Linked DNA regions of Homo sapiens: region 1 is linked to region 2. The links are chromatin contacts, found by Hi-C in ENCODE. All regions are on one chromosome and are shown on one strand. The core of a region is the stretch at or near the end of the contact, and the rest is flanking DNA. Distances in the headings are between cores, read along the strand shown.

The links. Hi-C counts contacts between places; a loop is a spot of excess contacts on that map. Pooled maps may share reads with other maps.
Region 1: a map of MCF 10A shows a loop between it and region 2 (7-fold over the local background). The contact joins two enhancer-like sites. A Hi-C loop is called at or near these places in 5 of 168 maps with a recorded cell type or tissue (A673, MCF 10A, Right ventricle myocardium inferior and 2 more) and 8 of 50 pooled maps.

The regions. Positions count from the first base shown.
Region 1 is chr1:164,320,173-164,326,652 of GRCh38, forward strand. No RefSeq gene overlaps it. Among named protein-coding and RNA genes, the nearest start is that of PBX1, 240 kb to the right of the region's middle. Within about 2 kb of position 1,264, at least 7 of the 41 ENCODE cell types and tissues checked have a DNase peak (open chromatin) inside an H3K27ac peak, as active enhancers do.
Region 2 is chr1:164,783,190-164,789,926 of GRCh38, forward strand. The region is part of intron 2 of PBX1 (PBX homeobox 1); the gene reads left to right. Among named protein-coding and RNA genes, the nearest start is that of PBX1-AS1, 12 kb to the left of the region's middle. Within about 2 kb of position 4,287, at least 14 of the 41 ENCODE cell types and tissues checked have a DNase peak (open chromatin) inside an H3K27ac peak, as active enhancers do.

The DNA of each region.
Region 1 (6,480 bases), core at 14-2,513, 470 kb before region 2:
TTGCCAATGCAGGTACAATTCCTAAGTTATATGCGATCTCATCCCTTTGGCTTTGGGAGGGAAACCGACAACAAAGGGATTTTTTTTTTGTCTGTTTGTTTGGAAGGGTTGCTTTTATTTTTGTGTGAAGAGAAAATGATGAGGATTGTTTCCTAAGGTGGAATTACAAATTACAGAAATCGGCTATTTCCTCTAACCTAGACTTGAGCTATTATCATAATATGATCAGTGCTAAGCAAACACAGGAATAAAGAAAACATTTCATAATAATTAGTTGTGGACATTTTTAAAAGTGAAATAATGCTCTGGCCTTTAATCAGGGCAATAGCCTGCGGGTGAATGAAAAGAATAGCAAAAGAAAAAAAAAAATAGAAGAAGGTGACATTTCAGAGAGCCAGAATAGTGAAGAGGGGAACGGAATGTAGGGAAGGATCATGAGACAAGAATATGAGGGGAAACAGAAGATAGAATGGAATAGAAGGGAGGGGAAAAGGAAAATATGGGAGGTAAAGGAGGGGGTAAGGAGAGAGGCAAACAGGGAAGAGATTGCAGGTAAAAATAAAACAGAAAAAGCCCAGGTGGAATTCATGCAAACTGTTCTCATCAACACTGCTACTCCCTCCTGTCACTGGAACTGTCAAACAGGCTCCGCTCGTAATGAAAGGAAAAATATTTTATTCAGATTTATTAATTTGAAAATGAAGCCCGCCTGTCGAGAGGGGGACAGTTCTTCTCAATCTGTCATCGTTGAACCACACGCTCCTGACACCGGGATTCATTTGTCTTGTCGGCTCTGACAGTTGGATTCTCCCAGAGCTCTTCCTAGTGGATCGCCCTGGGATTTTAAACCGGATGAAACACATTCCGACAAGGAACAGCCTCTTTATTAATGCAAATTACATGAGGAGGAGAGAAAAAAAGAGAGAAAGAAGAGAGACGCCAGCAGCCGCTGTGGTGTTCTTATCCCTGTATCAGTCATTTGTTATTTACATTTATACACATTTTTCAGTTTTAATAAAAGGAGACCCGGATTTTCAGTGACATTTATGGACAGTTTGTTTCAAAAAAAATGATGCCATCACTATAATTGTATGCAAAAAAAACTGCGCCGTGTTCCCCTCTGTTGTGTGCGCCGCGTCCGGGGAGCCTGGGCCGTGCCTCCCTGGCGTATGCAGGTCGCCGGCGCAGCCGCCAGCTCCGGGGGCCGCGCTTCCAGCCACCCGCAGCCGGCGGGGCCCGCCGGGCAGCACGGGAATCGCGGAGCGCGGCAGCTCCCCTGCGCGCCGCCGCCGCCCTGCTCCTGGCCTCTGCAGGCGCCTGGGCTGCTCCACCTGAGAGCTGCGCAGGGCGGTCTGGCGGTGGCTGCTGCCCACATAATCCGACCCAAAGGCCCTTGGCTTCAATGCAAATCCCGGAGCTGAATCGCCAACAACCCAGGGCCCACTTCCCATTACGCACCAGTGGCACCGTGCCTGGGGCCTTCGGTACTTGGAGGAGCCCACGAAAATGTTTCCGTTTTAATTTATGTTAAAATCAGAAGAAATAACAGTAGGTAGAAAATAATGAAGCCAGCTTGGACTGCATGTGTTTTTCTGCCAAGGCAGTCATAAAAGGTCATGTTTATTACTTTGTTTTTATCTATTTATTTTTTCTTTTGAGACGGAGTTTCACTCTCGCCCAGACTGGAGTGCAGTGGCGCAATCTTGGCTCACTGCAACCTCCGCCTCTTGGGTTCATGCGATTCTCCTGCCTCAGTCTCCCGGGTAGCTGGGATTACAGGCGCCCGCTACCACGCCCAGCTAATTTTTTGTATTTTTAGTGGAGACAGAGCTTTGCCATGTTGCCCAGGCTGTTCTCAAACTCCTGAGCTCAGGCGATCCACCCGCCCCGGCCTCTTGTGCAAGACGTTGGGACCAACTGACAAAATGGTGACCATTATCGCCCACTTTCAAGAAGACTTCAAGGAGATCCATAGCCTGGATTTACATTTCAAAACCTAGAAGGTACACCATGTATGGGAGCTCTCCAGGCCGCCTTACAGCCTTCTTGGGCCTTTTGCCTTCATGGACCTCTTCTTCCATGGGAGGCCAGGGCGGGTGGATCACGAGGTCAGGAGTTCAAGACCAGCGTAGGCCGGGCAGGGTGGCTCACGCCTGTAATCCCAGCACTTTGGGAGACTGAGGCGGGCAGATCACCTGAGGTCAGGAGTTCGAGACCAGCCTGGCCAACATGGTGAAACCCCATCTCTACTAAAAATACAGAAATTAGCCTGACCATGGTTGTCTCATCTGGTGAGATGAGGGGCAGAGAGAGCCCACTCTGGGATTCTGGAGAGCCAGATTTTTATTCCAGCTCAGTCGCTGGCTAGTGATGCAGCCCTGGACATGTCACATCCAAAGCTTGGTTATTGCCATGCAAGAGAGCAGTAAGGCTGGGGAATCCCTTAGATGGCCTCCCACTCTTCCACTGAATGGTTCTCGGATTCCTCAGTAGAATGACTAAACCTGATAGAGTAACACGGTTCTGATCTTCCTATAATATCTCTAAAATTCTCCACGGCAAAGTGGGAAAAGCATGGTGTAGGGCCCAGAGACTTAAGTTACAGTGGAGAATTAGCTGTTAGCTAAGGGGTAACCTTAGGAAAATTGTAGTAACTTCTCCAAGTCTGTTTCCTGATCTGTAAAAAGTAAGGGTTACACTGGATCAGTGATACTCAAACTGTGGTCCCAAACCAGCAGCATCTGCATCACCTGGAAACTTGTTAGAAATACAAGTTCTTGAGCCTCTACTCAGTCCTACTGAGTCAGAAACTCTGGGGGTGGGGGGTGACAAACTGTACCTTAACAAGGATGTTTTGACATCAATAAAGTTTGAGAACCACTGCACTAAATGCTAAGGCCCTTTGCAGCTCTGTGGTTGTGATTCCAAATATGGTGCAGTTATCCCTTCACATCTATGGTATTTAAATTACATTCCTATTTTAGGAATAAACTGAATAGGTAAGCTTTGCTAGTTTCTATGGGTTAGAATTTTACTTATTTCCTAATATTTAGGATCTTTATTAAAGAGTCTTGAGGAGAAGTTGGAAAGGGGTATTAAACTGGCAAAGGTCATGCAGTGCTTGAATTTCTCTAAATTCTTAAATCTAGATCACTATCTAAACGTGAAACGTTTTTATCCATGCATGACAGCCTTAAAACAGGTAACTCCCTTCATTCTCCCTAAAAAATGTCCTTCCAATTAAATGAAAGGCAAAGACAAGACAAATAACCAAAAAGGCAATGAGAATTTCAGTGATGTGTAAGCATACAATTAATGGAAGTAGGGGGAAAATTGTCTTCTGCCTGGTAAAGCAACACAAAAGACTACACCTAGCCAACAACCACATGTAAAACAAATGCTTGGACCAGTGCACATTCAGCATCAGGGTGTATATGTTTGTTTAATGATGTCTCCACGGTCTGTAGAATTAATATTTAATAGCACTTGTCAGCAAGATTCTATACAAGGGTTTGTTCTGCCTTTTTTTAACGCTTGTTAGTGATTGTGTCTTCCTGGGTTGTTCTTCTTTAATATTAGAATTACTCTTTGCATTGGCAGCAATTTTTTACTACTTTCAATTTTGCATTATTTGGCGGGTGTGGGAGATAAGGCATAGGCAACAGAATTTTAAAGACCTTTAGTGCTGCTTCTCTTCTCAGTCATAATACACTGGGCGAAAGCAAGGTTTTTTGTTTCTTGTTGTTTTTACTAGTAGCACAGGACCTATCATATAGTATGCACTCAAAAATGTTTATTGTTTCATTACTACTATTATCACAGCTATCAACATTAGCAAAGAATTGGGCTTCTAATAGTAGGCAGATGGTCAAGTTACATATATCACAAAGATATGATTTTGGTTTGACTCTTCTATCTCAAAGTTATTTGTCCTAATTCTAAATGGAATATCATACTGTGATATTAAAGAAAACACAATTAGCAAATTATGTAGTCTAAATCCCATGTCCATGATCAGGAATGCTTTGAGATTTTGTTTTTTTCCAGGGTATCCTGAAGTGGCAAGTACCCTGGACTAGAAGTCAGCAATTCTGGGTTTATAATATGAAAACTGGAGCAGGTCATTTTAACTCCCTGTCCTCTTAGCCTGTTTCAGTTTAGTCATAGCATATTTTACTATCAGATATTATAGATTCTTGCTTGCTTGCTCATCCTTGTGCCTATTTGCTTGGTTACTTGCTTGTCTTCCTTTCCATTGGAGTGTAAGCTCCAACAAGTCAAGAACTTTGTGTTGTCCAATAGGTGTGCAATGTCTTTCTCTCCCTCTCTTTGATGCTTTGAGTACACTCGCAGGTATATGTGAAACTCTTATAGATATTAGATGAATGACTGAACAGATGAATATACATATATGTGTATATACATGTATGTGAGTATATATATATATATTTCCTGTGCCTGTGACACTAGCACTTATATATACCTATATATAGGTATATTCATATTCATAGATATATATATATAAATATATATATTCATGTGTGCTAGTGCCGCAGGCACAGGAAAAAATATGAGGGCTTTGGACCCAGGCCAACCTGGTATAGAACTTGATTCCCCCAATAAACAGCTGTGTGACCTTGGACAGGATGACACAGGCAACAACATCTACCATGGAGGGCTGTTGTAAAGACCAGAGACAGGGGCTAACAGTGTTTATCACTGTGCCTGACCGATAGTAGGTGCTCGATAAATGTTAACTATTGTTTCATTTATGGTTTCAAATAAGTTGTGCACTTCATTACACAGTCAGGTCTTCTACTTCTTTATGTATCTTAGAGTCTCTGGCACATCAAAGGACAAATAGTAGAAGCTTAAATACACGCTTGACTGTTTGATACATTCAAGCTCTAAGCACAATGAAAAAAGTTTGTTGGCCGGGCGCGGTGGCTCACGCCTGTAATCCCAGCACTTTGGGAGGCCTGAGGCGGGCGGATCACTAGGTCAAGAGATCAAGACCATCCTGGCTAACACGGTGAAACCCCGTCTCTACTAAAAAAAATACAAAAAACTAGCCGGGCTTGGTGGTGGGCACCTGTAGTCCCAACTACTCGGGAGGCTGAGGCAGGAGAATGGTGTGAACCCGGGAGGCGGAGCTTGCAGTAAGCCGAGATCCTACCATTGCACTCCAGGCTGGGTGACAGAGTGAGACTCCGTCTCAAACAAACAAACAAAACAAAACAAAACAAAAAAGTTTGTTATATTCACAACCCAAATCCACAGATATTTACCAAGTAAAGAGTATGATCAAGGAATTGTGCTATGGTTGTGTTAGTCAGACATTGGTAAAGAATTAAAAACAAAAATTCCCTAAAACTCTAAGAAATGAAAATACTGCTTGTTGAGCCCAACCTCAATATTGAAAGCTTGGCTCCTGGGTACAGTGTCTATAATTCAAGTTCAGGCTTATACTCAGGAATTTACCAAAACACTGTTAGTCTTAGCAACTGTCAGAAAATAAAGGTACCTTCTGCTCCATTCCTATGTATAATTTGCACATACTGATTATTTATCTGCTCAAGACTGCCTGTGTTGTGTCTTTTCATCAGCCCAGCACCACACTCCATTCCACCCCATCCTAGACCTTTTCTATCTTTTACAGACTTAACTGTGATCTGTTTTAAGAAAAGAAAATAAATTAGTTTCCCAGGAAATCTACATGAGCATTTTCTCCACAGAGGGTACCCCACTGAGAGCTACACAAGCCTTAGCCATTGTTTTGTTAAATAGTAATAATAACTTAAAATATGATGACAGCAGCTGATGCCTAACTGCAGGGTAAAGACCAGCCTTGTTAGCGTTGCCTGGCAACCTACGGGTGACATCTTGGAGAATGTGAAGGGGTCCAGTGAGTCGGGAGAGGTCATGGCATCAGAATCGAGGGAACGGAAGGGTCACTGACGATCCACAATGGTCTCAACTGATCTTACATTAATTGTTTCAAATGGACCTGATCCTCATCTGTGAGCTGCAATTGAAGGATCTGTAGGTCCACACATTTCTATGTGCTCTTCTCACCTTTCTATGTTTATTTTTAAGTTTAAGAGTTATAAGTACTTTGAGGAATACACAGACAATTTCAAGAACTGGTCAGGCAAGAGTTTTAGACATGATGAAGCCAAAATAATTTCCCAAAATAAATGAATCCACCTGAATACTAATGTTCAAACATTGAAATATCAGTGTGCTAGACAAAATTTAGTTTGGCTTAGCCTAGTCAACCTATATTTGTGCAACATGAATAAAATACTAAAATTTGTTCAATTTTCTGTAAATTATATTGGACAACTGCAATATGCCATACACTGTATTGCAGGCTAGAGATAGATGGAGGGGGCATTATATCTGCTCTCAAAGGGTTATTATAGTCCCAAGGGGAGTAAGAGATAAATATATATTTGCATACATTTGCAATTACTGTCC
Region 2 (6,737 bases), core at 3,037-5,536:
GTGAAGACTTAAGAAGCTGCAGGATCCTTAATGTACTTGGGCAAATAGCAAGAAAGGACTATAAAGAGGAGAAAAGATGAGAGAAAGAAGACCTTTTGAAATGTATTCTATTGGCTGAGGATCTATGGATTCCTTAGCCTTTGACGGTATCAGTGTGAGCTTGCCTGGAAGCATAGGTCAGTAAGGTGGGGGTGGGGGGTGTCTGTGTGCATTTGTGTGCGTGCGTGTATGTGTGTATGTATATTCTTGGCTTATCCTGGTTTCTTCTGTGTTGTTGATTCCTAACGCGCAGAAAAACCAAACTCTTAACTCTAAATCTATCCTGCTTTTTTATTCTTCCCAAAGGGATCTTTATCAGTGAGATTGATTCAGATTTAACCAAAAATCTAAAATCTATCAGTCACCAAGCACTACTGTGTGCTTTTGTAAAAATAACCTTATTTAATCCTTAGTAAGAATTAAGGCATAGGTGAAGTCGTGTAGTAGGAGTCTTGGGCCTGGCTTTGAACCTAGACACCCAAGGCCTGTTTTAGTGTACGTTTTTTTTTGTGCCATGCTGTGGCACTAACAGAAGAAAGCTCGTGCCCATACTTATACTTTTCTAGGTATTAAAATGTGGTAGGACAAGGAAATCTATCATGTATTAGCTCTTGCCAGAAAGCAGGCAATGTGCTAGGTGCCTCACTGAGACTCGGAACTGCAGAACATTTTTACCTCAAGGCTAAAGAGTATTGAGAAACTTCTGTTTTCTCTATGGTTGCTTCCTTTAGGAAATACCATTGTAGAGAGAAGCTTTCATCTCCACGGAATGCACAGCAAGTTGCCGACCAATGGCTCCACATTTTTCATGCTTTTTATGTGTAACTAAGAAGGAAACTGTTCCTTGTATCATGGGTTACCACAGGCAATCCAGGTCTCACACACCCTTCCCTGGCCCTGGTCCTGGTCCTGGCCTTCTGTCTTTCCGATGGCTTTCCCCCTTTCCTCATACCTCTGGGTATGTCAGTCTAAGGCCAAAGCTTGTGTAAGTCATGCCCTCCTACCAACTTCTGTAGCTCCTGTTTAGGCAAAGGGGTTTCCCGAGCAGCAGTCCAGACTTGAGCTATTAAGGACCAAAGCCCCTCGCCCAGGCAGCCGGCACCCATCCAGAAAGGCAGGGGCCTATCGCCCAGCACATTAGCTTTCTCCCTGCCAGCTGGCCCAGGGAGGCGCAGCGTGCCAAGTGGGGAACGTGTGAATGGGATCCATGCCCATGCATCCCCTGAGAAGTAGAAAATGCACGTGACCAGAACCGCCAAAACCTAACCCAGGGAAAAAGATGACAAGAAAAACTTGGTGTGTTTCTCTAAAGACAACCACAAAACATAAACAAACAAACAAAAACCTAAAACTGTCTCAAGAGTGTCATATAATTTTGTTTTCATCTCTTGCCCTAAAACCTCACACAAAGTTTTACACATTGTGGCTGTTGGCTAAATGTGAAAAACGAGTGAATCTAAGAGCTCCTCGCAGGACCACGTTTATTTGGAAAGTCAGCACGGTGCCTGGCACCATAGTAAATGCTCAATAAATATTCCTGGGCTGAAACATTTGAGGGCCGCAAATTCTTGCCTTTGTTTGACTAAATCCTTCAAATCCCTGAACTTGGTTCATTTACTAAATCCTTCAAATCCCTGAACTTGGCCTACCTGCTTGGCAAACCAAGAAAAACAGTTGGAATGGCTTAAAAACAATAATATCTTACCTTCAATACAAATCCCCCACTTTAAGAAACCCTGGACCTAGATTAAGTCCCACCTCGGTGTCTCTGAGATTCTAGAGGGCTGAGAGACAACCCGGGGGAACAAGGGTGGCTTTCAACATTTGGAGATTTCTTAAACTACAGCTTCTCATCTGAAGAGGCCGCTCCAGGCCTACTGCAGCATCCAGGGTCTCCACTTGGGGCTGGAAGGTGTCAACTCGGGTGGTAACTGCTTTCCCTGTATAATCAGAAGCGCTGACTGACACCTATCAGTAATGCTGACTTGTAAAATTTAGAAAACAGAATCATCAGTCATTTCTATTTGTTTGATGAATAACTCTTTAAAAATCACCATTAAAAAAGGCATTTCACATCAAACAGAGAGATTGAGAATAAGGAGTGAAGAACACGAGGACCTGCTGCCCTGAGTTTCAAGACACTAACAGAAGATTTGGGTCCCACCTTTGGTTGAGAAGAATCAAATTAGAGCATAGTTATTTTTCAACTTGAGGAGGTTCCGGGCTGTGGATATATTGTGCTTATAGGAAGTAAACAAAATCAGAGGAAGAAGTGTATGTGCATCAGTTGGATGCACACAAATCTTCAGATTTTCAGTTGTTATCCACCCACCCTGGCAATCTCATGTACCCACAAGCCTCAAAGCAGTTGGTGTCCTGTGTCCGAGGGACTGGAGGAGCGTAAACCATGGGCTTCTTGAAGTCGGAGCCCATATCTGGGTCATCCAAGGTCCCAGGATCCAGCTCATTCCTGTCACCTTGGAGGTACTTGAGCAGTAATTTGTTTGATTGCACTGAGCGTTCCTCAGAGGGCCTGTTTGTGGAGACAACCTCTATGTGGCCCCTTGGCTGCCAGGCCCTGTCAGCCCTCACAGAGTGCTTCTTCCCCAGGTACCAGTCAGGAACCAGGCCTTTCCCAGCACCCAGAGCCTTTGTCACCGGTAATGTTGGCTTCCTGGGGTCATACCAGGCTGGGTCCAGGAAGCTCTGGCTTAATGCCAGTGTAGTTTTGCTTGTTTAGAATTGTCAGATTTGATAAGGCAGATTTGACAGTTTTTTGAAGTGGATATGGAAGAGGTGGCAGAGAGAACAGCCTTCTACCCAACAGCATGCTGGCTCTGGTACAACTTGTAACTGGAATGCAGGGGGAAAGAGAGCACATACAGGGAATTGGCTGCCTGGCTGAGAACAGGAAGCTGAGGCACAGATCCTTGGATCTCACCAGCCCGTATCTTCCCTCCTTGATTCTTTATTATATTGCTCTTAAGAAATATTGGAACAGACATTTAGTGTCAGGGGCCCTGTGAGGTTGTGTGGGGAACCGCCTTTCAGGAGTTCACAGTCTTGCTGGCAAGATGGTAGGTGTGCCCTGGCATGTCCTGAGATGCCCCATGGCTGTGGTCTAGGCAGTACGTGCCCTGGTGCCTCAGAGGCTTAGAGATCATTTTCGGCTCTTCTCGTCAGGGCAGATTTCATGAAGGATTTTGAGCTGAGATTTAAAATGAAATAGGACTGTAGTAAGTGGATTTCTGTGGCTGAGAAAGAAGAGGGCATTCTATCACCCAATACAGTGGCTCTAACCATGATGGTGGAAAGAGGTAATGGGAAAGGACCAGATTTAGAGAAATTAAAAGAAATTAGGAAATCAATAGAAAAAACTTCCTTCTTTCCATTACTATCTGATTGTTTTCTTCTTGGCCAGAGTATCGGTGTGCCTTGGGCATCAGAAGAGACTGTGTGTGTGTGTGTGTGTGTGTGTGTGTGTGTGTGTGTGCGCGCGCACACACACACACGCACAGAATAGATATCACATCCATGTAGCTGCCTGTTGTGAAAAGGATTCAGAACTCCAATATTGTAGAGGACTGAAGTGTCTGAGAGTTAAAGATCTAGAGTTCAGTGTCGGCTGTGTCTCATTTGCTTTGATTTTGGGGAAATGTGCTTTGCCTTTATAATCTTCGGTTATCTGCTATGTAAGTTTGGAACATTACTTCATGTTTTGTAAGGTGATGTAATTCAGTGCGTGCAAGTACTTTATGAACAAATAAAAGGTATAACTCTGATGCTCTCAGGAAGCAAGCATTTTGCTCTTTTCCTAAAACTGCATAGCTGACTTGGGAATGAGGCGGGGAGAGCTGGTCTCTCTTTTCTAACTCTTCTGGTAGGATGTGGTAAAGACTGAGCTCCTGGGCAATAGAACACTCTGCATGGAGGTTTGTGCCTACAAATCAAACAAAGAGATCAGCCAGAGAGAGCCTGCCTTTTTGCACACACCGTTGGGAGGCTACCTTGTGCCTTTCCCCAGACCACCTGCCTCTGCTTTCTGTCTTGTTCTTTATCTGTTTCTCTCTCTCAGCTCAGCTTTGGGCCCCTGGACTGTTGTCCAAATCTGAAGACCACCCTCCCTGTAGATCTGCCCTCCTCCCCTCCCAACCTGCCCCCACCTGTGGAAGTTTGAATCTGAGCAGAGGCATTCCCCCAGCATGAACCTGGACACTTGACTGTCCGCCCGCCTGGAGAACCAGTCCTTGGTGAAGAAAGAGTGCCCTCTAGTGGGCATTGGCTGGAGCTGCTCCGGACCCACGTCACTCAGCCAAGGACAAAACAACCCGCCACACGGCCCTCCCGCCAAGGATGATCTTGACTATGCCTTTGGGTTTGGTTTGTTTTTCTCCTTGTGTGAAGAAAAAGAAAGAAAGAACAGCAGGAGACAAGTGGTGAGAGCAGCTCCCACAATGCTGTGACAGTCCCTTTATCTTAGGACTTTTACCAAAGAATTAACCCCAGGGCAAGCGATGGCAGCAAGGTACATGTGACATCAGAAGCTTTTTAAAGGACTTGTGACAATTCCTGTATAAATCACCTACCTGTCTCAACTGGTCTCTTCCATAATTGGGTGGATTTGTGGGAAGGAAACTCTTTCTGTAAGAATGATTACCAAATGGGTTAAATATCTTCATGGGCGCAACCCCTCTGCAGATTGCATATCCACTGCAATCAATGACATTTTTCGGGTAGTGGACGCGTCCGGGCCTGCCTGGCCATTAAAACCCTATATGCATGAGGACAAACAAGGGATTTGGCCCTTTAAAACCTATTTCAGAAAAAAGCTGCTGGGGTGGGGAGGGAAGAGATGAGGGGGAGGGAGAGAGCGCAGGGCACCCATCAGGGAAGCAGGAACCTGATCATATGTGATGGTTGCTGGATTAGGTAACAGCTCCGCTGGTTGAAATTGGATCTTGGAGGATGAGTGTTAACATCTCTGGTGTCCTGGCGAAAGGTTCATTTGAGTCTTGCATGGTGCTGCAGAGATAAAAAGGAGCTTTTAAATAATCATTTTGTCTCCTACTCACCAGAGTACTGGCTTCCAGCAATAAATAGGTAGCATCAGTTCTGCTTAGACATATCACCCTTTTCATTTATTTATTTAATGTTGGTGTTTTTTTTTTTTTTTAACCGCCGAGCTGAACAGTTTGTGTATCAGTGAATCCCAACACCCATTCTTAATAGTGGTATATTTGGATTCTCCTTGCGCTGGCTACAAATATGAGCATGCAAGGTTGTTTATTGGTCCATCCCTGTCCCCTCCAAGCATTACAGACACAGCCCAAATCCACCAGAACTGAATTTTCTATGCAAAATAGTGCAAGATGGTTTTCTTTTAAGGTTTTCCCTTGTTCATATTGTTCCTTAAAAAAATTTTTTTTGGGTTTTTGCACAATCATTTTCTATTTTCATAATTTGAGTATAATTTAAAGGGTGTAATTTGGAAATGACTGTTGTTGGTTTTTCTACCCGCCGCCCTCCCCCCCCCGCCCTTTTCTTTTCATTCTTTTGTTTTCTTCAGAACTCTGATTGGGGACCTATTTATGTGTCTTGAACTCTAAGTGTAAATGCAAGCAATATTTATGCCGTGGTGCATTGTATCTATCTTATCAATTTCTAATTGGCCACATTTAGAAACTAAGTCTATTAACTCATAGTGAATTCAAATTTCTTTTTAGGGAGTATTTATTTGCAGGATTCACAAAATGATGTGAAAGCTAAGCGAAATACTAACACTTTCTTGCCCCAGCCAACCCACCACCACTGCGCCCAATTAAATGTATCCTTCATACCTGAAAGAAAAGAGGCAGTATGCTTTATGCTTTAAGCTTTGCAACCCTCCTGAAACTTCCATGGCGGGTAGGGGCTTGCAGTTTATCCTTTCAGTGTTCTTTGCCAGCCTTGACAATTTCCTTTCTTATTTTATTTAAAACCAGTTAGATTTGAAGGCCAAGAAATGTATTAATTAGGAGGTGTGTAGAGTTTGTGTGAAATTGTTTGTGCTTCCCATTGACTATTTTAAAAAGATGGTGTTTTAAAAAGATGGAGCAGAGGCATGAAACTGAGAGGGGTTGGAAAGAGGAAATATTCTCAGAGGTTAATATTAGGTATATGGGAAATATTCATAGTGATGTGTGCGTGATCACCTGTGTAGCTCCTGGAGGAGCGAGGATCAGAACTGTCTCTCTGCCTTGCCTCTCCCTTCTTTCATACCTCACTGAGTTTGGCTGGAGGAATAAGCTGATGGAATGAATGAGGCCGCTTGGGGTACCCATGTGATTGGAGGAGGTAGGATACTTGATGTCAGCTCAAGTAGGCAGTGCTTAACACTAGCCCTGGCAAGGCAAGTCCTGACCATTAATAGGACATCATTCTTTTTTGCTTTGCTGTTGTTGTTGAGACCAGAGGTTGTCCTAAAATCTCTCAGTGTTGGGCCGCATGCAGGACCAGTTGGGTGTGGAGTAGCCAGGTGGACCCACTTGAAGGCATTAACACCCAGCTGAAGGGTTACCAGCCTCAGCTTCGTGGGGAATGTTCCTGCCAGCCGTGGGGGCTTACGGCCTCTTCTGAAGGAAGTATATTGGACATGAGATTCAGTGAGCGAATGAGAGAGTAGAATTTTGCCCCAGCACAATGTTTTGAATAATCGAGCT